Regions from separate parts of the Mus musculus genome. Here regions 1, 3, 4, 5, 6 and 7 are each linked to region 2. The links are chromatin loops, found by intact Hi-C in ENCODE. Cell type or tissue: left cerebral cortex. All regions are shown on one strand.

Region 1 (4,000 bases), 66 kb after region 2:
AAATACAATCTATGAATCACTGAAGATCTCCCAGTATATGAATCTACCAGCCTGATTACCATTTCCCAACTTCTGACATTTGAAAGCACCACATTATTTTTATTGAATAAGATATGTTTTTATTTTATAAAATTTATTATTTTGTACATTTTTATTAATATAATTACACCACTTTTACCTTCATTTTATTTTTCCTAATACTTCTTATTTTATAGAATGGAGCTGCTGTTATTCAGTTTTATTCCATTTCTACGTGCTTAGAAAAAGAGCACAATGGGCATTAGCTCACTTACTTTCTAATAAACTGTACTGGCTGTGAAAGCAAGAGCACCTGAATTCAAATTTCCACATAAAAGCCAGGCACAGCCATGTGTGCCCAGAATTCCATGATTGGAGACAGAGTCAGGTAGATCCTGCAAGCTGTCTATCAAGCATCATAGATGGAAGGAATGATTCAGATTCCCCGAGAGTCCTTGTTTTAAAAGGTAATATGGAACATGACAAGGAAGATCCCATCATCCTCTAGAGTCCACATAATTGCCTATGGGTACACACACCTGCAGATGCACACACACACACACACACACACACACACACACACACATATATATATACATACCACACCATACACACATCATATTAGGCTTTCAATTTTATCACTACCTTATAATTAGCCTTATCATTATGCTATATCATGACTATAACTTTGTATTTTTAATTGTTCCATAGCATTCCAGTACAACATTTCAGTACAGAGCATTTCATGTAATGAGATATTTTTTCCAACCACATTTTAAACCATAAGTAGTATGGTATGGTTTGTTTGTTTGTTTGTTTGCTTTTAGAAACCAGTGGCATGGTTCAAAGGACATGTCTAACATCCATGAGGACCTGGGTTCAATTCTCTGGTACTATCAACAGAACAGAACAAAAACAAAAATGTGTTTTATTGCATAAAGGATGGAAAAATACATATTTCTTTATGTCTAGTATTTTTTCATCTTCCTATAATGTTGACATATTTGTCACAAAGTGAGATCATAAATGATACCTGCCTACTTTTGCTTTCCATAATTTCCTCTATACTGACCCATATTGTTCAAGGTAGAAATTCTTTAAAGACTGTATGTATGTATGTATGTATTTATGAATCTGTCTGTCTATCTATCTATCTATCTATCTATGTATCTATCTGAAATATTTCCACTATCCATATATTTAGTTTTCCCCTATTTGCTAATTTTAATGAATGCTTAGGTTTATTATTTTAAATAGTGCTTAAATAAATATGGATGTCTCTTATCCATACCAATTTTGATGCCCCTGATTATATATCCAGAAGTAGGATTTTTGAGTATTATAGTAATAGTACTTTTGGGTTATTATTTTTTTTAAAGAGAGGCCTCTGTACTATTTAACTGTTTTATGTGGTTGGGTACTTATGTTGGATTCATAAGTATTTGTGTAAGTAACAACATGACAAATTCTTTTAAACAAATCTTGTAGCTCTTATGTTATTGCTGATTTAGAGTTGACTTACAGAAATGGGACAGTCAATTCAAAGTTGTAAGCAAATGGACGAGGCTTGCTACTTATTGTTAATGACATTGCTTTCTAAACTTATATTACAAATGCCTAAAATTTCTCCCAAAGAGCACAAAGGACCAGCTTTATATCTATCTTTATAAATACCTAAAAAATTTTGTCTTTTTTTCAAGTTTTGCGAAAATGGTGGGCAAAATGTCTGACCTAAGTGCTTAAATTTGCATTTCCTTAATAACAGATTTCATGTTATAGGTTCATTCTCTTGTGGTCTGTATATTCATGCCTCATTACTATTTCACTATTGGGTATTTCTGTTAGATTCTTTATTTGAAAAGAAATTTGGAAAACATGCATGATGGAAAATTAATGATATTCTAAGTTATGAGTGGCTTTTTTTTCCGGTTTTGTTGAGATGAGCTCTCAGGTAGAGAGAATTGGTCTTGAACTAGCTATGTAGCTGACCCTGGCCCTGAACTCCTGGTTCTTCGCACTGCTCAAGTTCTGGGAGTGCTTTATTGATATAGAATCTGTGGTTCCCTTAGAAAAACAGGGCAAATTTATATTGACTGAAGCTTTCCCACATACCAGATAAATAAGTGTGTGCTGACTTCCTTCTGTTCACACTCAACCAACAGGCTGTATGTCGATGGATGAAGCCTGTAATACTGGGAGCTCCGTGAAAAGCAATACAATCCCCACTGGTTTTTCTCCATGATTGTTAGCAAGCAAAATAGGCTGCTATGGCACTCGCTGCCTGGACCTCTGTGGTTTATTTCTTCCACCTGGTTCTTTGGAGAGTTTTATCGCACACAAATGGCATTCTCTGAGCCATCACCATGGAAACCCAAGGATTCCTATACTACTTCTGTAGAATGTAGCCTATCTAAACTAGAGGATGGAATTCACATCTCATAGTTCCTGTCTCACAGTAACTTTGACCATCATGTCAGTGGGAATGGGTATTTGAAGTCCTTTCTTGTATAGGGGAAAATTTCACCTGCCTGTTAAGAAGTCCTCCATGTTCTTATTTGATTGTTTGGGGTTTTACATTGTTGGCACTGCAGACTGAATGCACAGCTTTGGAAATTCCTGGCAAACACTTTCCTACTGAGATATATTACCAATTCGTTCATGTACACACACACACACACACACACACACACACACACACACACACACACACACAGTTTTTATTGTTAATTATGTATCTGCATGTATGTGTGTAGGTACCTGCAGAGGCAAGGAGATAGCACTGGATATCCCTGGAGTTGGAGATAAAGGTGTTCATGATCTTCCTTAAATGAGGCTTAAAACAAAACCTGGGCTCTCTGCAGAGTACTTGCACTCTCCCTGACTGAGTCATTTATCTAGCCCATATATTTTATGTTTTATTAAGTCTCTCAGGCTAGCCTCGAACTTGCAACCCTCATTCCTTTGCTTTTCAAGTAGTGGAGACTGCAGTACTATGTCTAGTGACCTCTAAAGACATTCAGTGTGCACTCAAATTTGAGAATTATGGAGCAGGGTGGGGGAGAGGGTATAGGGGGCTTTGGGGGTAGCATTTGAAATGTAAATGAAGACAATATCTAATTTAAAAATTCAAAAACATGAGAATTATGGAGTGAGACCTCATAATTCAGAGACCTCAGCTTCTAATCTGTGTTCTTACTCTAATTCAGCAACCAGAGGAAAGTTACCCACTCAAAGTTGTTTACTCTCTGTACCTCAACTTCCCTGTTTACAATGTATTAGAGGCCAAAGAATCTTCAAAAGTGATTTAAGGCTCAATCCAAATTATTTTGTAATAGGTTTCAAGTTATTTTTGATTTTGTCATTAAAAATAAACTGTGGGCCATAGGAGAGCCTCGACCTCCAACAAACAGCATGTTCTTCAATAGAAGCAATCAATGGAACTAGGAATAATTGAAAACAAATGCATGAATTCTGGAGACAATCCAGAGATGGCTGACTGCATTTGAAGCCTGCAATATGTCTATGGGCAAAGACTTGAGATTCCTCCTTCTTCTGCGTCTGTCATCTGTCTGTCTGTCTTGCCCTGTTTCAAGATGAAAAAGACTGGCTTCTGCCTGCATGTGGTTCACCCAGCTCCTTTTCTTCATCTGGCTCATTTGATCTTAATTACCGGGCTGCTTCTTGCCTCACAGCCGCTTGTTTAAGGAACATATGGCAGGAGGTGCTGATCACAGGCAGCAGACAATGTGTTACTAAAAGGAGAAGAAATTTTCCTTTACATAAGAAGCCATATGTGGTCCAAATTTATCCATACTGTATTACTGCTCTGTGTATTTAAAAAAAAAAAACTTCTCTGGTATTTCACAGGTATTGGTTTCAAACTCTTGTATATTTGATAAAGACCTGCTAAACATTGGCTGGGATTTTTTTTTTTTTTTAGTTTGTCTTATAATACTCTTGGATCCTTTGTTCACATCAGCAA
Region 2 (4,000 bases):
TCTATGAGGATCGGGTCATTCCCACTATCAATATCTTCTGCTCTGAGTTCTTTTAGAGATTTTTGAACTGAGTGCTCATTCCTGCTTAGGTTCCTATCAAGGAGAACCCGAACCTTTGCCATTTCTGCTTTCGAGCGTCTACTACCACCAGCCAGGGATGGCGTTGCCTCTGGTTGCTGTTTGAAACAATAGAGAATTGGTATTGTCCCCAACGTAACAGGATGTAGCTCCCAGCTTGACGGCAACTGAAGTTGCTCGTGAGAATGATGTGTTGAAGCCCACGGTGGGCGAGCACTATCCAGTGGCAGACTGCCTGGCCTTCATTATGATGTGAGATACTGTGCATTTCCAATGACTCCAGGGACCTTGTAAAAAAAAAAAAAAAAAAAGCTCATTTGGTTTACTCTACTAGCTCCCCTTTTCCAGGTTTCAAGGTCACTTGGCTGGGAAAGAATGCAAGTGACAAACAATATCTTGCATTTAAGATTAAGCCAGCTGTCCAATGCTGCCATACTTTTACTAAGGAAATTTAATCTGCCAGTCTCTTCCGTCCTTAAGACTGAGCCTTTCCCAGGAGACTGCTCAGTCCCTGTGACACATAAATACTTCCTGGGCCTGGCCCATGTGACATCTTTGCTTACCCAGGCAGATGTGATTGTCAGTGGCATTTTTTATCCACGCCAGTGAGGAGTACTTAGGGACCCTGTGTAAATACAGCCACCCACATTAACGAATAGCAAAATGACTTGCTCTGGCCACAATAGTGGACTTTTTGGTTAATATTAGTGTTTGGAACTCAGTGACACATTTAAAATTAACATTCTCCTATTCAGTTAAGGAGGTAACTCTAGAGGGAAGGATGCACACTGCTTTTCCAAGTACTCAGTGGATCTATTATCACTTTGAATTTTGAGCAGAGCAATGTATTTCTCATGAACCATTCCCCTGTTTTTGAAAGTTGCTCTTAAAAAAAAAAAATCACCACTAACAGTTTAAGCATGGAATGTTCTTAATATCTTCAATATCTACACCAGTAGGAATGTGCTCTGTTCTCCAGAGTCAGTGTACTTAGCCACTAATTAATTGTTTGAGACCATATCTCTTTTATGTTGCCCAGACTTATGTAAAACTCCAGGTTTACAAGCCTCAGCTTCTTGAGTGGTTGGAAATAGACAGCTACTGCCATTAATTGCAGCTAACTCTTTCACATTTCATTGGAAAATAGGTGCCAGTGATTCTGAAGACAAGGATAAAAACCTAAAATACAGAGTTAGTCACTTATGGCATCAGGACCTTAGCTTAAAAGGTCTCTAGAGGTTCCCAGTCCCAGCTAACCTGGACTAGCAAAACAGAACAGACTGGCAATGCTTGAACATTTCAAAGAGAAGCATTAAGAAATACAAGTGATAGTTCTCATCAGAGCTGGCAGAAATTTCCTTAGACTTTAACTGGATTCGTTCCCTGTTAAAGTGCACATCACCAATCCGGTTAAAGAATAGTGTATAAGGATTTTTATCCCTGTATGTAGAGGACATATTGCAAAAGTAATGTTCTTTTAGTCACAGTCAGTGCTAAGTAAATTTTAAGCATGCTTCCTGTTTGGTTTGGCTATTTAAGTAAAATTCGTTTCCTGGAAAAGCTAAAACTATTGCTGAGAGAAGTTGCTGTCTGGATACACATTCGCTCTGCAGCTGTCTCCAGTGTCTGTTCTGATGCCTGGAACATAGTAGTCTTTCTACAACACACGGGAAGGACATGCCTGGAGGTTAATGAACTTCTTGATTTATAAAGAGATGATGACGCACTTAACTTATTATGATCCATCGTCCAAGGGCAGCTTGGATTCTATTGACCCTTCCGTTTGCAGATCTGAAACAGGTTAGGTGTTATCTAGGACCTGGTACCGTAGAAGTTCTTGTGATTTCTTGATTTTTTTCTAATTAGTAAAATGCAAGGTTTGAACAGAAAAACTCTAAGATTTCTTCGGGTCCTGAATGCCTTAATTTTCATCTGCTAGACTTATAGGTGCTAATGTCCAGCAACTCTGTACAATTAGAAGAACCCCACCCTTTAAAAGGGTGGAGATGGGGTTTGGGGTAGGAGAGAAGCAGCTTGCAAATTGCTTCATGTCCACTAGGGGGCAGGTTTTTACACATCTGCGGTTAAGAATGAGTAGACACAGAATCGTGCCCATGAGCTGCTATTGTGGCATAGGATTACAAGTTGCATAACACTTCACACTTGAACAAATACTTCACACGGAGAACACAGTGTCTTTCTTTGGCAGATAAGAGAAACTGGCATAGTCAGAGCATAGAAATTCACCAAAACCGTGGTCTAAGTTGCCAGCATCTGGTTTTTGCTTTGTACGTGTCTGTGGGATGCCTGAATTACTGAATGCTGTGCTCATGGAGGTTGCTGGGAAACCTGGGGATAGGTTTCACCAATGTTCAGGATACGAGGAACAACTACCTCACCCACGTGTGGCCTGCAAACGGGGTGGGATGAAGTCGTGAAAAGCCAGGTTGGAGAGACAGACTGCTTTCTGAAGCACTCAGAAGTGATTTTTTTTTTAAATCAAAGAAGAAAACATCTTGAAAAAATTGGCTGCTGGTGGTACTGTCTCCTCTGCATTGACATCATCCATCAACCAAGAGTGTAGGAGAACTGTCAAATACTGGCAGCCCTAGAGATAAGAGAAATCGCGGGCGCTTGAACAATGGCGAGTGTCTCAGCACACAGCTGGAGCCCCGCTTGGTGGTTATTTGGGGAGGGGTATAACGGGGAAGAGGAAGAACAAGCGGGCATTTGTTCAAATCCTCAATTAGAATGATCTGATTCATAATTTTATTTATTGTCAGAATAACTTTCTGCCCTGCCCTGCACATGGTGTGCGGCTACCGCCTTCTTCATTTTTCTGCTGTTGTTTGTACTTGGGTTTGGTGTTTCTCAATGTATTCTCCCTCACAGTAGCTGTTGACAGGTCCAGCCCTGTAACCATCTGGCTCCTGAAGTAATGAGACCAAATGAAATGGAGCTTGAAGAAATTAACATTCTTTCCTTAATCTATTAATAACTGAAAAGTGTTGATTTTAGTGACAGCCAGATACTTTATTATGAAGCATATTGGTTAATTAAGAGCATCATAATGAAGGTTATAGGAATGCATATCCCTCCAGAAACACATATTTTTAATAAGCATAATTTGATTCTTCTCACGCACTCCAAAAAAAAAAAAATCAGTGAAAATGTTATGCACAAAGAGAGTCTCAACAAAAAAATAAACACTTAATTTTTGTATGTACGTACCACACTACTGTTGTTTGGTTAAGTGTGCATCTCAAATACAGCTGCTGGATTCCAAAGGAATTTGCAGATAATTACAGGTCTTCCTATTTTATCCCTCCACTGTCTGAAAATACTCTCATCTCTCTACTAACAGCCCATGTTTGTGAGTCTTAGGCTCCTTACGGGGGGTAGGGAGGAAGGGAATCGTCCACATTGCCAAAATTAAAAAACGCACAGACTTTGGTATTTAGATCATAGATAATGATATTTCCTTGCTCAACTCTGATGTTTGCAAACATTTTCCTTGTGCCTGTGAGACTTTCATGAAAACTCTAGCTTGTGCACAGAGATGTCATTAATAATAGATGTGCTACGGCACCTTGGCTCACCTTTCCTGCCTATGGAGCTTGGAGAAGTTCTGGGTTGCGATTGTTATCCTGTTGCTGTGCATTGTGGATGTCCACTTCTAGCCAGTGGGTGCAAAAGGCACTCCCAGCCCTTATTAAGAAAGCCTGTTTTTTCTATGTTTGGTATCTCCATTTAGAGTTAACATGCATGTATACTTTTTAGGTAAATTCAGCAACACTTATTCCCCTTCTTAACAAGTATCCCACTTACAAAAGAAGACAGAAGTGGTTTCCCAAGGCTTCCTCCCTGAGACTGTTTGAAGCTATTTATGTGCACAGTCTCATTGCACACACCACTGTCCTGC
Region 3 (4,000 bases), 530 kb after region 2:
TTTAAAACTATATCATGGAGGATTAACATGTTGCATTTCAGAGAGCTTCCTCCTTAGCATAGAACAGGTCCCAAGAAAAAGGATACTAAAGTAGGCACATTTTAGGTGGTGGAACTGGCAACCAAGGGACCAAAAGAAACATGGGCTTTCAGGTGAGGGTGAGATGTCACGAGAGCCAGCAGCAAGCAGACAGCAAAGACCATGGTCTGTCAGCTGAGGGTGAGGTCCGTGGGAGCCAATCTCCTTTGACTGTACCCAGGCCTGTGGACCAGCCTGGGCCTGGATCACTCTCACATGTGATGACCTCACATGCCTGCTTATTAAAGCCAAAAATAACAGCACGCAGCCAACTGCAGGCAATTTTTCAAGGTAACCTGACGACAGGGACCAACAGGGAGATATTGTTTAATTAATAGCTGTCAGGCTCAAAAATACTGTGTGCATACTTTTTCAACTCCAATCTCTCAAACGATGGCACAGTAACAAGCTGATAAATGTGCACTAATTAAAAAAATAAGCTATTGATCAAAGCTTCTGTGTTATAAATACATTTGTGCTCTGTTAAGATGCAAACAGCAAGTTGTTTTGATACTGTCACGAGACAGATTCATGGCACAGGAGATTTATTTTGCATATCCCCCCTCCTCTTTAACTTCACCCAGGCCCAGGAGCAGGAGTCTTTTGCATGCAGGATGACAGATAAGATATGAAAGGGGGGAGGACAGCAGACCCAGGAGCAGCAAGGTCTTGGGAGAACGCTGAAGGTCACTTTTATAAATTGAGACGGTTAATATTTCTCACTCATCCCAACAATCTACTATGGCTATGAGAAAGGTTTTCAATTTATCTCATTTGCAAAGCCGGCTCCATTCTCTGCTTTACAGCTGGACCTGGACATTTCAAGTTGCTGTATTTTTTTTCTTTCTAATCTTTAGTCTGCCCAGTTCACTTACAATGAGACTCCTGGTACATATCCTCTTCATCTACATAAAATTTACGAGCATTGTCTTAACTTTCTATGTCCTCAGAATACCACCCTTGGCTAAAAACAAACAAACAAACAAGAGTTGAAATTGCTAAAGAAAATACCCCAACATTTTCTTGTTCACTAATTTCCTATCTAAGCTATCACTAATGTGAAATCGCTTTTTTGAAACTCAGATTCGGCTCATAGTTCTTGGGTTTACTGCCTAACCATTTCCAATATATTAAATGACAAGATAAAGCCCACAGCTAAGACCCAAAACTACAGCTATAGGTGGCAATATCTCAGGAAAAGCCCACATGACAGTTAAAAGTTCAAAGTACCCAATCAGGTGATTTCACATTTAGTGCCACACACTTAGGGAACACTGAGACAGAGGGTTGCCCAGTGACTGCGAAGACAAGAGATGCAATCTGTGTTTACTGCTCAAACTGATGGGAGCTCCATGCTTGGCCTGCAGAGGCCACACATGAGAGATGCTGTTGGTTTATTTAAGCTGTCTGCAGTGTTCTCCGATGGATGTTTATACAGAAGCACTTTCCAAAATTAAGGATTTCCGTGTTGAAAGGAATGCCTAGAGACGTTTCTTTTCTCATGTTGGAGGTGACCCATCTCATAGCACGCAGCATTCTTCCTTACACAATGCCACGTATTAGTACAAACGTCAGTCTGAATGTGAACAAATGAATATTTCCCAATTCTAATGGCTATTTGTAAATTAACACCTCATCACAGACGTGTGTGTTGAACGTCCTGCTATGGAAAATTTTCAAAAACACCCAATACAGAACAGTGCTGAAAGCAATACATTTCCTTCTGTTTAGACATACTGGGGAAAGAAGAATTGTTCCTAACTCAAGAAAGCATTTTTCAAGGGGGGGAAATGGTGTGTGGCACTGAATATATATTTCAGTTTTAACAACCACACAAAAAAACAAACACCTCTTTTGATAAAGATCTATTGTAAATGTGACAAAACCTCACTATGTAAATGGCACCAGCAACATGCCCTGTGGTACAAAGCCAAGCCAGAGAGCTGCCAGAAACATTTCTTCTGACAAAACAAACTTGTATTTCAATCTTAGGTACCAGACCTGGGGGGGGTACCCAAATCTAATGTGTGTCTCAACAGTGACCTCTAGTGGCCAAGCCCTAAAATGACTGTCTCCCAAGGAAATAAGGCTAAAGTTTCTGAAAACTTGGGACCAAATTAAAGAGCCAGCTTAGGACTCAGAGCTAGCCCTCACAAAGAATGGCGTTTTGAAGGTCATGGCAAAGTCACTCAGGGACTGTGGTAAACACTTGTCTCTCTTCTTACTGCATCTGTCCCAGCAGGTAGGTTCTTTGCTAGGCCTCCCAAACTGCGGGGGACTTCACCACCTGACTGATGCTCTTCTCCACTGGTATTACTTCATTAGTGCCTATTTCATATGCAACAGGCTTTGAGTACTTCTGTGGGATACAAAAGGAGAAGATGGTATTTCCAACCTCAATGAGTAATTTGGGGACACATACATACGGGGGTGGGGGTGGGGGTTGAGAGAATGCTAATCTGACTTAAAAAAAGAACAGCCCAAGCCCCAGCCCCATGTCCATCACACGCAGGAAGCTAAAATGGAGCTCAAGCAGGCAGGAGCCCAGGAAGCGGCTGAGGAACAAGGGTCCCTGGAGTGGTTTCCAGCCAGCTTCCCCTAGTTACAAGTACTGCAGAGCATCATAGCACCACTACCACACAGCACCCCTCAACCACAGAGCAAACCCACGACTGCACAGATGAAGCAGATGTCAGGCTCCGGGACACAATGCACTGTTTCTCTGGGGCACTAAGATCTAGTGTGCTGGGAATAAGGACATGGTGAGAAAGGCAGAAGACGGTGGCAGATTCTACACCAGCTAATCCCCGAGAGGCCTACTGATCCAAGGGTCCCCCTCTCAGCCCTAGCCCGCCGTTTCCTCTCAGGCTTCCCTTATCCAGTGTCTGCTTCCTTTGAGCAATCTTGAGTTTACCCAGGTAAACTAGACACAGAAATGATTCTTGTTAAGAAAAAAGAAGAAAGGAAAAAAAAAAAAAAGGTTAACATTCAGTTGGAGCAGCCCAGTGCTATCCTAGCAAGCACGAAGACCTGGCTTACCCCCAGAACTATAGAAATAAATAAATGAGTACACAGAAGAAACAGAGCACGTTGTTCCTCCTCGCCACCTCCTTAAACACACCACAGGCTGGAGCATGGCTGAGAAAGTTACTGCCGGCATTACGACTTTACCAGACTCCATCAACATTTCATTTAAATGCTTTACATGTGATGAAAACGAATCACCAACAATTATATCTGGGACCTTAGGTTTTTAATTTCCGTCGTTTCATAGTTACAGAAGACCTGACGAATCTCTGCATACAGACCAAGGCATGCAGCTCATGGTGGCAAAATGCTTGCCCCATATGCACAAAGCTCTGGGTTCCAGCCCCAGCATTGCAAATAAATAAATAAATAAATAAATAAATCTTTAGAAGGATGTCAAAATCAGATCTACATAAAGCAAGAATGGCCTAAGGTAAAATAAAACATTAGAAATAAAATTCTAGAGATGAGGAGAAGGATTAGTGGGTAAAGCGCTGGCTGCAGAAGCTGAAGACCTGAGTCCAGATCCCGGCATCCACATGAAGACAGGATGGACGGAGGCTTATGCATCTGTAATCCCAGCCTGAGCGAGAGGTAGAGACACGCGGATCCCAACCAGCCAGGCTAGGCAAATACGCGGGCTCCAGGTTCAGTGAGGAACCCTGGTGCACAAAGAAAACCAGAGAACATGTGAGGAACACCTGGCTTGGACCTCTGGTGTCTAAGCATTCATGTATTCACACACATGAACACAGAAACACAGTGCATGAACATACAATACACATACATTCTGCACACAAAGATACTGGACCTTGGGATGATGAAGATACCTTAGAGCATTCATAACTACATTTGTATTCTATTACCCCACGTGGATCTTTAGAGGTCAAAACCT
Region 4 (4,000 bases), 91 kb after region 2:
AAAATTGAGAAGAGAAAGCTCCATAGACAAATGTTTTGGCTAACTGTCTCCTTTGGCATTTCAACTGAAATCTTCTCTTTGAAAAATATAGCTGCCATTTGAACCAAGATTTCTTTAGTTTATTCCACTTCCAATTAGTGCCTCAGCTTCACATTGGCATGTATGATGTAGCAGCTGCAGTGAAATCATTGAGCCAAATGCTGCCTCCTCCATTTGCCTCATTGATATAAACCAGTGCCAGGGGCTGAGCCTGACCCCAGAGTATCTGCTTTCCTGTTCATGAATGCTTCAATGGGTCAACAAGCCAGCTCAAAATGCTTTGAAAAGCATGATCTGTCTATTGCTCAATTGAAGACCTCACAAGCAAAGGGGAATCGAGCCATCAGAAGGGAAAGCATTCTTTCTCTCTTAAAAGCACTGGAATTCATGTTTTCTAGCAAATGTGACCATGTTTCAAGGGTATTTGAAGATCCCCTTCCAGAACATACAAGAAGCCTGCTTAATAAAGCATCTTAAGTAGAGTCTCTGCTGGGTACAGTTCTAGATGCTAGTCAAAGAAGCAGAAATATTTGCATTGATTGTAAAAAATAAGAAAAAGGAATAGCATAAAATCATGAGTAGCACAGGTCATGACTTTAGCCCAAGGATGCGAGATACTGTGGTCTTCCTCTGATGTTGTTTTCTGAGACCTTGTGAGTTCGGAGTTCACTGAACAGAATTAAGTTAGTAAGAAGTATGTTTCTATCTCTTAGGAACCTTGTATTTTATGTCTTGGGGTGTAATACTACATCAATAATGACAGAGGGCAGAGGTGCTGTCAAATGAAAACCAAGAGCCAAATGGAACTTAAATAATTACACTTTAGAACTCTAGTTGCAGTAGCCATACTCGCTATGCATGAGTGGCAGAGCACAGAATGTCTCCATAACTATGAGGGAGGCTATTGATCACTCTTGCTCCAGATAAAGGCTCTCCTGAAAACATGAGACCAACATTCTAGTGATGTGGTGTTGTTGAATCTATGATGCCTTCATATAGAATATACCATCAGTACACGATGGGGGTGTTATGTCTAACTTCAAATCCTATAACTCTCACCTCTGAATGAGGACTGGTTCCCAGTTGTCATGGTATCAACAAGACAATTTGTACCATCCCACTTAAAACACGATCCACACTGAAACCTGAAACTTACCCACGAAACCTTCCCATTAAAGCTCATCCTTCCCTTTTTCTCACCCTTTTGTCTGAGTAGCTCTCTTTGCCACCCTCACTTTTTAGTTGTATCTCTTTTTTTCTGCTCACTAATGAAAGAATTCTGTTCTCATTTAAGACCTCTAAGCAAATGACCTGATATGAGAAAACTTGTTGCTAGGATTGAAAACAAAAGTTTTGATATTGTAAGCCTGCTCCTGAATAGCTTCTTTAAATATTGCTTTAATAACATCTCTCTTCCCCCTTCTGGGAACTCATGGTTTCTACCAAGGTACAGAGAATTCTTTGACTGTGCAGCAATGTTTTGCCAGACTTTGGAGCTGGTTACTGTCCAAGCTTATCAAAATGCTATTGTGATGTCAAGACAGCAGCAAGATGTTTTTGGAAAGCCTAATTACAGAGGCTAGGAGATGAGTTTGAAAGGAGAAAATGCTGTCCCTAAGTAAGATAAATAATGGAACTTTACAAATGTATATTCCCATCTTCCTATTCTCCTCTGTTGCCAACAGGCAGCCAAGAAATCAGCAGGGTTCTCTCAAAGGCTGTCTTTCCATTAGGACAGCAATGGCATTGGCAATGAAAGGTGAGACAGAAGGGCAAGCAAAATGGAGCCCAGTGCTTCCCTGGAACCAAGTTTATTATGCGAAGAACATACTTGTTGCTATGCTAATGGTACAGGATTATTTTTCTCTATTTAAAAATTTCCAGCACAAATGAGGCGGTGTAGAGTGGCTGTTACATCATGTCGCTTTCTGAAAATGCTGGTGGCTGCTCTCCATCGACACCTCCTCCTCTTCCACATGGTGACAGGCTGCTTTTGCTTTTTACAAAGTGGTCCCATTTGCTTGGAAAACATCATGGCACTCAATCAGGATTTATAATAGCCAAACTTCATCAGGACTCAATAAAGATAAAGATGTCTGGGTCTGGACTGTGCTCCAGTCATGTTCTTTAGCTTCTCATCTCTCCACGTGTCACAGTTCCAGAGATGCTCTACCAGCACCTGGGGGAGAAAATGGACCGTTTAAATGGAAGGAATCTTTATAATTGGAATATTTTGTTTAAGCTATTTTCCTCAAGTTGAGTTCTACTGTATAGCAAAACATAATAAAGATAAAGAAAATGAAAAAGAAAGGAGGAATCTTGTTTGAGAAAAATTTTAGTCAAGGATAAGGTTACATATAAGTGCTAGATATAATGAGCCTAAAACATAATATTCAATACCAACACACATGTTCTCAAATCTACCCCCTGTTTTCCTTTGTTTTCTTTTTGTTTTGTTTTGATAGTGTTTTACTATCATTATAAATCCCAAGCTACTATGTAGCCCAGACTGGCCACAAACTCATAACTTTATTGTTTCTGCCCCACAAGTCAGCACTTTCTCTTATCACCACTACCCTAATAGATGCAGCATCTTCTTGCAACTTCTATAGCCCTTGCCTATCTGATCAAGCTAGATATTCTTGCCCTCACTCAGTACAAACAATTTGTGCTGCCTAGTTTTATGTCAGGTTGATATTACCTAGAGTCATTTTGAAAGAGGGAGTCTCAGTCAATTGAGCAAGGTTGTGGTGTATTGATTGATTGTTGATGTTGATTGGTGAAGGATGACAAGAGGAGCCTGCTCACCATCGGCAGTGACACACTGGGTTGGTAGTCCAGAGTGCTATAAGAAAGCAGGCTGAGCAAATCATAAGGAACAAGCCAGTAAGCAGCAGTCCTCCATGGCCTCTGCATAAGCTCCTGCCTCCAGGTTCCTGTCCTGCCTGAGTTCCTGCTCTGACTTCCCTCAGTGATGTTAACTGGCAGTATAAATTAAAATAAACCCTTTCCTCCTCAAATTGCTTTGGGTCATATTATTTTACCACAGCAATAGAAACCCTAACTAATATGCCTCTGCAGATGAGAATGAATTTTGCTTCTTTGCACCACTAACATTAAAACAAAATTTCTTTCAAAAATTCTATGAACATTACCCACCCTCTGGACCTGTTCTCAGAATCTTCAGTTTGCCCCTTAGGCTTCTGTTGACCTGACCAGCTGTGCAGATCCATGTCTTCTACCCTAAACTACCTCCTCCCCCTCCTCCTCCTCCTCCTCCTCCTCCTCCTCCTCCTCCTCCTCCTCCTCCTTCTACTTCTCCTTCTCCTTCTCCTCTTCCTCCTCCTCCTCCTTTTCTTCTTCTTCTTCTTCTTCTTCTTCTTCTTCTTCTTCTTCTTCTTCTTCTTCTTCTTCTTCTTCTTCTTCTTCTTCTTCTTCTTCTTCTTCTTCTTCTTGTCTTCCTTCATTTTTAACTCCAATTCAACCTTAAATATCCATCCAAGAGATAAGTGGTCCAAGAGCCATTTCCATCACAAATGTACAAGTGTTCCATGTGTTCTGTCTTCTTCCCATCTTGACCAGAATCTTATAAAAATTTTTATTTTTCACCTTCATTGTGTAAATTTTGATTGTGCTTATCCCCCAACAGACAACTTCAGGTGAGATAAACTTTCAGTTTCTGATTACCTTCTTGGGACCTAGTTAACACTTGGTTCCATCTCAAAACTATTTAAGAAAGACAAAGCTCTTCTTGATAAGAAGTTGCTGCTTCATTCACAGATCATGGAAAGAAAGCGGTAATAGTGGCATGATGGAGGAACACGGTGACCACAGTTAGAAAAGGCACGTTGGAAAGATAAAGGGGCAGGTATATGACACAGCAGTAAACATTAAAACTGATTGTGGCTTTTCTGGTTTGGTAGGTTTAGCTGACATCTTCCAAACTCAATGTGTTCTAAGA
Region 5 (4,000 bases), 250 kb before region 2:
TGGGTTCAGGCTGACATTAAGACCTTAGTGTATCTTATAATAAATAGCAAAGACATAGTGACAGAAATAAATATATGTCAAGAAGTGAACATGATAGTTTTAAAGCGAGAATGCTTTAAAGTTGCAGGGGGGAGTATATGTATTTTAAATTAATATTCTGCTTGGTTCTTGGTTAAATATGTTCCAAAGTTTGAATTTTTAAAGACTTTTTGATTTTTTTCCTCTTCTGTATATACAAAGAATATATATTTGTTGCATTCTAAAGAATTTTTGCTAACATGTATTTATCTTTTCTAATGCTTTATGCTGCTATTATTAGGTTGACTAGTCAATCATAAGGCTAGAAATGTAACTATTTTGAATTTTGAGACATCCAAATTTCTAAGAAAACATTCATAAGACATGTGATGATATGTTTGGGAAGGAATTATATACCAGCATCTTGATAACCTAAATACAATATAGTTATATGCTGAGCCTATTGCATTTTCAAAGCTTTGAACTAGGCATATCAGACAAACTGAAAGTGGCTATTTATGATGATAGTGAATAAGTACTCATCAATAGGTTGACTGTACAAAGATTTGTGAGAGCCCAGGGGTTATATGGAAGGTCAGAATATGTATAAATTCTAGGTAACAGCCAAGACCTTGTGATGTGTGGAGAGCTGACCATGGAGTAGGCTATGCAAACAACTATGCTGTCACCAGGTAAGGGTTATGCTACACATCAATCAAAAGGCAAGACCAAGAAGGTACTTTTCCAAGGGTATGCATGTTGTGTGGTTGCTATGGATATTTTATATGGTTTCTTGATCAGAAAGGAATGATGATCTCTTTATAGAACACACTGTAGGGATGGCATCAGGAAGTGGATACATAAGGGAAATATTGGGGATTGTGAAGTCACTGATTTCTGCGGTCCTTCTTTGGTCTTCTTTCTACTTTTCAACCTGTCTTATCCATACCTGTTGAGCTAACAGTGAACCAGTATGCTTAGAAGGCTGGTCAATGGTAAGCCCTCCAAGTTATGTGCACACATGATCAGTCTATACGTTAAGAAGAGTCAAGCAAGTATTATAGAGCTTATAGGAGCAAGCCCAAACTACAAAGAACACATAGGACATAGCGAGAAATATCATGGCCAGCCAGAGAAGTTAATATGGTAGGTGCTGAAACTTGAGGCAGGTCTTGGAAAAGATGAAATCATTCATATATATATATGATGCAAGAAGGAGCCAAAGAGAGGGACACATTTCTGAAATCAGGACCCTGTGTAGGGATGTGAGCTGAGAGAATGCCCAGCTGGTGAGGAGAATAACATCTAACAGAGGATTTAGAGTTGCTCTAATAGACAATAGGGAACAATTTCCATTTGTCAAACAGGTGGTGCTAATGAATTGAGGGTACTTAGGAGTCAATCAACTGCTCAGCAATAAGTTGGCAGGTAAGAAGCTTTAATTTATTAAGGAGCGCTTGCATTGGAGAAGTGCTCCCCAAATGGGTTTGATAACAGCCACTCTGAGGTAACTGCTGCAAGTGAAGATCGCTAAGCCTTTCTTGTGATGCTTATCTTTTCCAGGTTTGAGATTAGAAACATTTTTTTTTTCAATCTCACAGGATGAATCATATTTATGTGTACATAGCTCTATCCTAGGTAGTTAGAAAATGTGCTCAATAACAGAGTTTGCATTTTCTCCATGGGGAAATTCAGTTAGATTATGCAGGAGGGAATACACAACCTTGGGGAGAAAATCCAGGACTCTAATGAGCTTTGTTTAGGCAACTTGACAGGTAGCATGTAACAGCTTTAAATGTATCCCCAATTTATTGTATATTTTCATTCACCAATTTCTTGATTGTGGTGTTTATAAGAATGAGTGCTTTTTCAGGTTAAAACACTGTATTCCCAGAAAAAAATGAATAATAACAAATGTTTTAAAAATGAAATGTTAAGTCTTTACCACCTGTCTTTCCTATCACTAGAGGCATTTCCTTCTTATCACCAGTAGAGGGAGAAATAACTCTTACTATAAATAGCTCTTCTACAAGAAATAACATCTCATTCATCTAACACAGTTACCATCATACACTTGGACTTGTAATTAGTTCATGGAAAGTGTACTTTTGTGTATTTTTCTTTCACAAATTAAACTTGAGGATTAATAAATGGTCCATGCTATGCTTGATCATAAGCTTTATGTGTGCTGCTTTTCCGGCACAATACATTCCATTGCAGGTTATTTGGAGCCCTTTACTGACCTCTCCCTTTGCCTATGCCTTCTATCCCTCTGAGACCAGCTGTGACCAGCATCTTTCTGAACAATATGATCCTTGTTTGTTTTTGACTTTCTGGTCTGCTGCCCTTCTATACAGTATGCTTAAATTCATTGCTCAATGCTACTGTTGTCTTATATCCATTAGAAAAATAAATAAATTTCGACATTCTATAAAATCCTTCATCTGGAACTTCTAGATGGAATATAGGTTTCCAAATAGTTCTTTTTTTAGTATTGTAATATGCCTTGAGATAGTTAAGACATGCTTATGTGCACATTTGTTAGACTTCATATTTAACTTGACATTTACATCTTTGTTTGGTAAACCTGATAATTAATTTTAAACACACTGACTGCAGAATCTTGTGGTTTTCATATTCATGATCATAGAATGTTGTGTCAGTTCATTGTGGTTGCTCAATAAATCAAAGGGTCAGACTGATATGGGGCTATTTTTGAATGCAATAGTTTCTTTTGAATCATTGTCACTTATATTTCCTTAATGTATTGATAGTGAATTTTTATTCATTCTAAAAGAGAAAATTCTTGTAAGAAAGAATGCATTCTGTACTAAGTAGAAATTTAAGGATTTAAATATAAAAATTGGAGGGAACATCAAAAGATATTTAAGTGCCTTAAAATATCTCCCAGAGTTGTTAAGAAGTATTATGTGGGTTAAGAAACTTCTCTTGCAAAATGATTACGGATCTTCTACAAGAAAAAAAAAGTGTGGTTATAAAAGATGTTTCATATAAAAAATGTTTCACACATGAAATTAAGACAAAATTATAGAAGGATCCTACCAATACTATTCATTGTTAAGAATGAGTTTATTCTGACACAAGGGAAAAGTAGATGAAAATATTGCCCAAGTACTGCCCTGTTTAAATAAATATGTCCCATGTACTTAATTTTAAATGTCTGTAAGTCAAGTTACTATCAGAGCACAGTAGAACTCCATGGTTTTTATATGCATGATCAGGGATTGAGATTGCAAGGCAAGTGTTCTATCACTGTCTTAGGTACTGTTTTATTCCTGTGAAGAGACAAGACCAAGACAACTCGAAAGAAAGAAAGAAAGAAAGGAAGAAAGAAAGAAAGGAAGAAAGAAAGAAAGAAAGGAAGGAAGGAAGGAAGGAAGACAGAGAGAGAAAGAAAAGAAAAGAAAAGAAAAGAAGAAAAAAGAAGAAAAAAAGAAAAAATTAATTGTGGCTGTGTTTACAGTTTCAGAGGGTTAGTCAATTTCATCATGGAAGGGAGTGGGGCAGCATGTAGGCAGAAGTAGCTAAGAGCTTTATATCCTGATTTGAAAACAATAGGCAGAGAGATAAAGGCAGAGAGACAGAGAGGCAGAAACTCTATTTGCGTGGGTTGTTGAAACCTCAAAGCCCACTACCTACAGAGACATACCTCTTATAACAAGGACACATTTAGTCCAATAAGACCACACCTCCTTATTCTTTCCAAACAGTTCATCAACTTGAAGGAAGTATGTTGTGGATAGTCCTGGGACTAGTTATATTTGATGTTAATTCCATTCTGTGAGTGGTTGAGAACAAGGAATGAGTCAGCATTTAGGTGATTTCCTGTAAACCTGCTTCCCATCCTAATTTGTAAAATAAAGGAGAGCTGATGATTGGGCAGATAAAAGGGAAGGTGGAGAGGAAGGCAGGGAGAGAAGAAGGAGAAAATGGAAGAGGGAAAGGGTGCAGAGGAGGAGGA
Region 6 (4,000 bases), 300 kb after region 2:
AAGGTTATCCTTTGCACTTCTTATTTCCTTTGTTGAATAAAACCAGTGTGGTAGCTTTATCATAGAAAGCAATTTCCTAACATTCGAACCTATGTGACAGTCGAGGACCTTCCCAGTTAAATACCCACCATCTGCCAGTGGCCGTGATGTCAGTAGCCTGTCCACCCATCACACTCTAAGAGTATAATGGGACGTGGAATTTCAAGCTCTGATATCTATCCCACTGACTTCAGCAATTCTTCCTCGAAGCCATCAAACTATTGAGGAAGGTAATGTGTTCGCCTTGAAGGCTATTTTCAGATTCCTAAATGTGCACCGATTTCCACATTTTGTCGGGGGAGTATAATGCATCCTTTTCTGGCCCAATATACCTACTTCTTCCTAAATTCACTTTAGTATCTTTTTTAGAATGTTAACTATATAGTTTCTTGGCTTTATCTTCAGTATGCATTTCTCTGCTTTTAAAGAGAATACTAATTTGATATAGCACATCATCACTCTTTCTGAAAAATAAATATAAAATCCCACAGTATTACTCTTTCCAGTGTTGTTCACATCCATTGTTACCATAACTAATAAATTCTAAGTGAAAGGCTTATCACTAATTATTGTATATGACTCATTTTCTGGCAATTTAGTTTTTATTATGGTGGTTTACTGTAATGACATTATCGTAACTGTGCTCAGAAACTATTCCTTCAGGTTTTTAACTACAAGTATCCAAGCATTAGAAATTTTTCCTGTATTTATGTAAAGTTATTTGAGCTCCATTTTTACCTTTCATATGCACTGTGATGGGCTTTCAACAAATGATATGATGAAGTGTAGCTAATGGTTGCATGGGGGTTATGTACTGCTTTATAGTGAGTGATATGTTTGTAAGAATATTGTAAGCTGTATAGTTTTAGCATTGTCTTATTACTGAGGGATTATCATTGTACAAAATATTTATGGCAACATTTACTAATTGAATTAATCGTTGCTGATGTTCTGGAAATTTGATTTTCATTGTACTCCAGTGGAACCATAAACAAAAGGTTAAGTGGTACATCAGGTTAATTTATTGCCCTTTGATGTTTCCATCTGTGACCCTCCATTCAACACAAAGCATAAATAAAATGGCACTCATATGGTTGTGGTCCAGAGACATTGCTCCCTCCGAGATTGAAACACTGCATTCCTCCCTCATTGTTAATATCTGTGCTTCTCAAAATTCACCTAATCCACAGAACATCACTCTGGCACGGATCTCTGAGTTGATGTTTTATAAAAACAAATTAAGTTATCTCAGAGGGGGAAACTGTGACTAATAAACAAGCATACAGACTATGACTGAAAATCAAGAATAAAGTATTTATTTTAAAATTAATTAAAAAGATTTTTTTTTACACAAGATTTTCCACTTGGCACTGGCTGCAGCCAGACTTTACAAAAGTGTTTTATTCTAAAGACAAAACTCCTTAGCTGTAATATCACAATAACCACTTTCTAAGATGATCCACACTGAACTCGGATGCATGCTGCTGTTTACCACTCTTCATATATTTTTCTGAATTACCTATTACCCACTTTTTTTTTTGAGACAAGCAGCCAATGACGAGCATCAGAGGGGTTTTACCCAGGTGCTTTCCTGATTCCCATAGACCTGAATGTTCAAGTGTTACAGGAAGCAGCTTATGCCCTAATGAAATGGCTTAAAAAGAAAACACATGTACCTTTTAATTTTAGAACTCATATTCTGAGGACTTCTACTCGCTGCTACATGCATAGACTTTACAATCTAACTACCAATGTCTGACTCTGTTGCGCTTCTTCCTAAGGCTTCTTACATTTGCAATCTCCAGCTCTTTTTTAAATTACCATTTCTATATTGTTGACAAAATGAGACCATTTGTACATTTTAATGAGTGACTCTAAAAACATATTTTTAGTATAGTAGTGTTTTACAGACCTAACTTTTGAGTCTGAGAGCTACCTGCTGGGGGCCACTTCATAAGTTATTTGGTCAGCCAGACACAGCACATCTATTTTCGTATAGTGAGTCATGTCCTTTGTAGCCACATTCCTGCAACTACCTAGCCCATTGTCCAGGGAACAATTTTTATTTCTCTTAATACTGCTTTCATGCATAATAACTGTAATGAACAACCCTGCCAGTGCCTCCTGGTGGCCATGTTTTCTTTTTATTTTTTTTTCATTTTTAATTTTTTTTTAAATTTTGTATTATTCCTAGTGTCCTGGGTGTTCTTTGAAGGGATTTGCAGAAAAGAAGATACCTTTTAAAAGTGTATCATAATTAGGACATTCATCTTTTACCTTTGGAAAAAATCTGACACTAAAATGAGTCTTGAGTAAAAGGAAGGAAGGAAGGAAGGAAGGAAGGAAGGAAGGAAGGAAGGAAGGAAAAGAAAGAAAGAAAGAAAGAAAGAAAGAAAGAAAGAAAGAAAGAAAGAAAGAAAGAAAGAAAGAAAGAAAGAAAGAAAGCCCTAAAGGTGCTCAGTAGAAAATTGCGTCTAGATAATATCTGAATTTTCAGGGGACCAAAGACCTAGAGCACGCCGGCCCTTGATAAGTCAAAATTACTGCGTGAAACGAGGTATCTTGAAGGTGATGACAGGGACGCGGGATCTTTCTTCTTGTTGGTCAGTAAGCAAAGTGTAGGGCTCAGGAACTCAGCTAGCACAGTTGGCTACCAGTACGAAGGCCTCACCACCGGGTGCCTGCTACTTGGACTGTGCAGAAGGTCTGATTACACTTTTAGGTAGTTAGAAGTGTATTTTCTCCCTGCGGCTACAAGAACAAAGATGCTTCGGTTTTGCACTGACTTGACTCTAACAAAGGCAAAGTAGTCCTGGCCCGCACTGCAAGCCAGTGTTCCTTGTGGCACCACCTACCAGCTCTGAAGAGCAGGTCCTGATTCAGGCTCATATGAGGCTATTTTGCAGCCAATGCAAAGCCAGGCAAGGCAGCTGTGATCAAGTAGGCTAGGATTAGGAAGGGCCTCTGCCGCGCTGCCCTGGAGATAGTGGGTGGTGAAAGGGCTGAGCTCTGACCCGGCAACTTCCCGGACCACTTTCTTGTTCCTTTTCCTACTCCAAGAGTGGGGGTTCCTGTGTTTGCATGCCAGCTGCTATACTGTTACAGTGTAAATGCAACTTTTTCTGTTCCCAGCAGTTCTTCCTTTGGAAACTAACTGGAGTGTAAAGTGACTATTGAGTTTCACCGCCCAAAGCCTCTCAAAGGCCATGCCATTACATGCGCGCGGCAGAGTGCTGTCTGAGCCCTGGGCAGCCTTGTCTGAGACTCGCTCTTGGGGTCCTTCCATCCTCCCCGGAATGCTGGTCTATCTCCTCTGAATCTGGAGCCCTGACACGCCCATTTCGGGCTTCTGAAACCTTCTACATTCTCAGAAAAAGGCTGGAAGCGACTCTAAACTGCAGATAATGCCACAGACCAGGGATTCCCGGCCTGCTGTAAGACAGTTGCTGCAAGTTCACGAGTTGGCCCCGGGGCCAAGATCCCAGTTTCTCGCCCCTCGAGGGTTATGCTCTCAATTGCACGCGCCGAGCACGGTTCTGGCACCCTAAAACTACCTTGTCTGGGCTGCAAGGCGCTCTCCTCTGCGTATGACCCCCGCCTTTCCAGCATGTCACAGAGTCCCCCTCGCTTTAGCCCGGGGAGCCGGGTTGCCGCACCCTTCCTCCGCGGGCTCCCACCCCCATTTCCGGGGTCTCCTCCCTCTTGTCAGCACCTTCTCCGCCCTCCCCACTGCCTGCCCGCGCTCACCTGGTTGTTTTTGCAGAGATCAGCCCACATGCTGGTGCCGTCCCCTCCGCGCATCAGGACGTGGTAGGTGAAGAAGTAGATACCCGGTATGGAGCAGGTGAACTTGCCCGTGGTGGGATCATAGTGGTTTCCGAGATTGGTTACCACGTCGTCGAACTTGAGCACCTCGTAGCCTTCGTGCTGCCGTTTGAGGCCAGCGTAAAAGGCGATCTTG
Region 7 (4,000 bases), 170 kb after region 2:
CCACTAGCTCCATAACATTCTTGGTATATACTGGAGATAAGTGGAATCATGGAAGAGCTTATGGGAAGATGTTGACCAATAAAAAAGAGTCCTAAATATTTCCAGAGAAAGAAAATTGAGTTGACTCTGAAAAACCTGCATTCGAAAGAGATCAAAGAAGGGTTTGTAGCTTTTAGATTGGAATATTCCAGAATGTGATGGAGTTCCCATTCTCTAGGCATAGAAATCATGGAAATTTAGATAGCATTTGAATGTAGGAGTTAGCATAGATGATCTGTGGAAGATTATCTCAGTGTACACTGAAGTCAGTATCCAAACAGAAAGAAACAGCAGGTGAAAGAAATCCAAGAAGCCTGTACCCATAATATGTGTTTGATCTAAAAAAGGATTATAACATTAGTCTTAGCCCCTCTTCTAATGACCTCAGGGTTAGATACCTTAACCACTTTTGTTTCGAGGTTTATAAATACAGCATAGCATTGCCCAAGCTTCAAGAAAAATTAACCAACTGGACAAACCTATAGAATCACATACATTTCCATTAATGGTTTGAGTATTCAACCACAGCCAGCATTAACAACCAAAAGAGGGGCCTACAAAGCTTGAACCCAACAAAGACGTCCTGGTTCCAAACAGTGCTGATTAGAAAATGCCAGCACAAATGGATGGACCTGGAGGGTATCATCCTGAGTGAGGTAACCCAATCTCAAAAGAACTCACACGCTATGTACTCACTGATAAGTGGATAGTAGCCCAGAAACTTAGAATACCCAAGGTACAAGATACAATTTGCAAAACACATGAAACTCAAGAAGAACAAAGACCTAAGTGTGGAATTAGAATTTAGAATTGGGAACAAAACACCCATGGAAGGAGTTACTGAGACAAAGTTTGGAGCTGAGACGAAAGGATGGACCATCTAGAGACTGCCATACCCGGGGATCCATCCCATAATCAGCCTCCAAACGCTGACACCATTGCATACACAAGCAAGATTTTGCTGAAAGGACCCTGATATAGCTATCCCTTGTGAGACTAGGCCGGGGCCTAGCAAACACAGAAGTGGATGCTCACAGTCAGCTATTGGATGGATCACAGGGCCCCCAATGGAGGAGCTAGAGAAAGTACCCAAGGAGCTAAAGGGATCTGCAACCCTATAGGTGGAACAACAATATGAACTAACCAGTACCCCGCCCCCCCCCCCCCCAGAGCTCGTGTCTCTAGCTGCATATGTATCAGAAGATGGCCTAGTCAGCCATCATTAGAAAGAGAGGCCCATTGGTCTTGCAAACTTTATATGCCTCAGTACAGGGGAACGACAGGGCCAAGAAGTGGGAGGGGGAAGGGGAGTGGGGGTGTTGGGGGACTTTTGGGATAGCATTGGAAATGTAAATGAAGAAAATACCTAATAATAAAAAAAGAAAATGCCAGCAAACATAAGACTGGGGCTCCTAAGGTTCACAAAGGATCCCAAGAATGGTTAGTTTGCCTATGCCAAAATCTCAGCCAAAACTGGGAAAGGAGAAAGCGTGGATGTGTTCTCCACCTGGGCAGATGCCTAGTAATTGGTCTCTAAGAAGCAGCAGTTACGTTTCAGGTATCTGGCAATAAAGACCTAAATGCATCCTGCACTGTAAATCTTTCCCAACTATTTGTTATGTGCAAACTCATTACTTAAAAGCAGCCTATAGTTTCTGGCCCCAAAATACAGAGATTCATCTCCTTCCTGCTAAATACCTAAAAAGGGAAGAAAGGAGCAATGGAAGAAATATACCTAACCCATCACTCAGTTCACTTGGGTGACTATTTCCCTAGGCCCGTTGTTGCCTCTCCATCAAGAATTAACTACACAGGCCAATTAAGCCCAGCTCTGGTCATCCATGGGGATTCTTTTCATACAAAAATGCAGTCCTTTCCAGGAGTCTCAGTATCACCTAATGGCCTGCATAGAATCAGTGTGATGGTCTCTGGCTACTTCCCAGGAGACAAATTGATCACCATGGTAATGATCAGAGGCTCTGGTTCTATAGAGGGACACGTAAAATCCACAGAATCTTGCAAGAAGCATATCTGATTATCTCAAGAGCTGCCTCCTCGGCGTAGGCTGCTGCCGCCGATTAGGCGGTTCCCACACACACTGTAGGGTCCGTGCCAAAATGTGGAGAGAGACATATGGTTGGAAACTGAGCGGGGAAAACATGCCAACTTCTGAGGCTGCCCAGCTGCCTCTGCTGCAGTGGTCTGGGTCAGCACTGAGTAGGATGCACGCTGCCCCAGGAAAGGCTCCTGATGAATATTACCAGAAATACAACTGGATAGCAACCAGTCAGCAACTCCACTGACAATATAGTAGGAGGAAAATCCAGGCAAGCTGATCCTACAACATCAACAACAAAAATTTTTTTAAAGTCAACAAGACTCCAAATCTTAACCTCTCGTTATGATGTTACATTTTAAGATATTTTTGTGGACCTCTTAACTACTAAAGAGCAAACTATATTAATTTAAATATTTTTCTGCTATACTGACCCCCAAATAGATTGTTGACTTTTATTTGAAGCATCCCTTTGCAAGAAGAAAGAAAAAAGAAAAATCACTAACTAAAAAATATATACAAATAGAATAAATGTATAAGAAAACATGTTTCTGGTTTTTAATCACTATAATAAAACCTACATTTGTGCCACATAGGACAAAGCATCCTTTTTACTACTGTGCTGTGAGGTCAGACTCAATGAACAGCACTGGACCAGACACTGTGAATGTGTGCATCCTCATTATTATCACAGGAGGTGAAATAATACACTTCCTTGAATGACTTTATGAGTACAAAGGCCTTTGGGACAAACTCACGGATTTCCTTTCCTTTGTCACTGAAAATAATCTAGGAATACTTTTCTAAAGATCATCCAGGGAGCGAAATACTTTCTAATTCCTCAATTGAAACTTCTTATTCTTGTAGGGTCAGAGGTTGACATGCAGTGCCATAAGGCAGGAAAGATGTGGGCTAACAGTCAAACTACTTCTCAGGGGGGCACATGCAATCAGCTCTGGGTAGAAGGATGATCCCTTGCAGGACTTTAATGAGCTTGCTAGAAACTGCTGCACTGAACCTAAACACAAAACGACTCCACAATTAGGAGCTGCAATTGTCTGTTCTCCTAATGTTCTGTCACATTTTTTTTTTTTTTTTTGTATTGGATGATAACAGGTCCTTCCAACTCCTAACTAACACCTTAAATAGACGGCAATTAAATAATTCCGTGATGCTGTGTAGGATAGATCATACTTTATATTTTCAAAACTAAACCCCACCCATCTTCCTTTGTGTTATGTTGGGTTAACTTGTACTCAGTTAGGGTAGAATTGGCAGGATGTTTTACATAGTTGTGATTTGCTTAAAACTGACTCTATCTAAAATGCATAGCTTCTTTATCAGGAGAGTTGAATGAACCTAATCTACACACTTGATCTGTGAACCTCGGCTTCCTCGATGCTCAAAGAATTTGAGATGTGTGTGTGTCTATTTCAAAGGTTTCCGATAGGAATTACATGTTTGCGACATAATACTCTCTCAAAACAAAATCAATGGCATTTTCCCCTTCCTTTCCATTCACTAAAAATCTTACTCTCAAATCTTTGTGTTAAATATGCTGAAATCACAGAGTTCTATTTGCTAGGTTATTTTTAAAGTGTAGAAGAAGTAGTTTGTAGACCTTTGGGCTTGTGTTTTACTGAGTCCTGGAGAAATTGAGGAAGAATGAAACTGCGTACATATCTCCACACAGATCTGCATGTCTTTACATCAACCAAAAGCATCTTGTAGCCAAACTCAGACTTGTGGCTTTTGAAGGAACTCCTTACAGGTGTTGTGGTCCCAGATCTAGCATACTCATCGTGTGGTCTCTACAAAGTGTTGAAACTTATGGGAGTCTATCCCTTTTCAACATGTCACAGATTAAATCACAGTTGTCTTGTAAAAATTTCAAAGAGCGGCCTT

What was found. Hi-C counts contacts between places; a loop is a spot of excess contacts. Peaks named below come from ENCODE experiments on the same cell type or tissue, not always from the same donor. Only the 100,000 strongest peaks of a DNase experiment are listed, where the experiment ranks them.
Region 1: it touches region 2 in a loop (5-fold over the local background); 3 of 42 quality-filtered maps call a loop at or near these places.
Region 3: a loop joins it to region 2, with 7 times the contacts of the local background. A loop is called at or near these places in 36 of 42 quality-filtered maps.
Region 4: a loop joins it to region 2, with 2.1 times the contacts of the local background. A loop is called at or near these places in 2 of 42 quality-filtered maps.
Region 5: it touches region 2 in a loop (2.1-fold over the local background); 2 of 42 quality-filtered maps call a loop at or near these places.
Region 6: it touches region 2 in a loop (8-fold over the local background); 13 of 42 quality-filtered maps call a loop at or near these places.
Region 7: a loop joins it to region 2, with 6 times the contacts of the local background. A loop is called at or near these places in 2 of 42 quality-filtered maps.

Annotation. Positions count from the first base shown.
Region 1 is chr2:12,773,374-12,777,373 of GRCm38, forward strand. No RefSeq gene overlaps it. Among named protein-coding and RNA genes, the nearest start is that of Pter, 150 kb to the right of the region's middle. In left cerebral cortex, no CTCF peak of the experiment used is centred here; DNase peaks (open chromatin) are centred at 2,356 and 3,711; H3K27ac peaks cover 582 bases.
Region 2 is chr2:12,707,088-12,711,087 of GRCm38, forward strand. No RefSeq gene overlaps it. Among named protein-coding and RNA genes, the nearest start is that of Pter, 210 kb to the right of the region's middle. In left cerebral cortex, a CTCF peak has its summit at 2,104 (motif pointing right); DNase peaks (open chromatin) are centred at 1,328, 1,656, 2,320, 3,509 and 1 more place; H3K4me3 peaks cover 650 bases; H3K27ac peaks cover 1,501 bases.
Region 3 is chr2:13,235,622-13,239,621 of GRCm38, forward strand. The region is part of intron 3 of Rsu1 (Ras suppressor protein 1); the gene reads right to left. Among named protein-coding and RNA genes, the nearest start is that of Rsu1, 34 kb to the right of the region's middle. In left cerebral cortex, a CTCF peak has its summit at 2,126 (motif pointing left); a DNase peak (open chromatin) is centred at 2,103.
Region 4 is chr2:12,797,781-12,801,780 of GRCm38, forward strand. No RefSeq gene overlaps it. Among named protein-coding and RNA genes, the nearest start is that of Pter, 120 kb to the right of the region's middle. In left cerebral cortex, no CTCF peak of the experiment used is centred here; DNase peaks (open chromatin) are centred at 1,585 and 1,979; H3K27ac peaks cover 988 bases.
Region 5 is chr2:12,457,914-12,461,913 of GRCm38, forward strand. No RefSeq gene overlaps it. Among named protein-coding and RNA genes, the nearest start is that of Mindy3, 40 kb to the left of the region's middle. In left cerebral cortex, a CTCF peak has its summit at 2,007 (motif pointing right); no DNase peak of the experiment used is centred here.
Region 6 is chr2:13,006,474-13,010,473 of GRCm38, forward strand. It overlaps C1ql3 (C1q-like 3), which reads right to left. Exons shown (of 2, transcript NM_153155.2): 1 at 3,787-4,000. Among named protein-coding and RNA genes, the nearest start is that of C1ql3, 2.4 kb to the right of the region's middle. In left cerebral cortex, a CTCF peak has its summit at 2,171 (motif pointing left); DNase peaks (open chromatin) are centred at 2,020, 2,815, 3,407 and 3,784; H3K4me3 peaks cover 3,964 bases; H3K27ac peaks cover 1,470 bases.
Region 7 is chr2:12,881,571-12,885,570 of GRCm38, forward strand. No RefSeq gene overlaps it. Among named protein-coding and RNA genes, the nearest start is that of Pter, 40 kb to the right of the region's middle. In left cerebral cortex, no CTCF peak of the experiment used is centred here; a DNase peak (open chromatin) is centred at 2,149.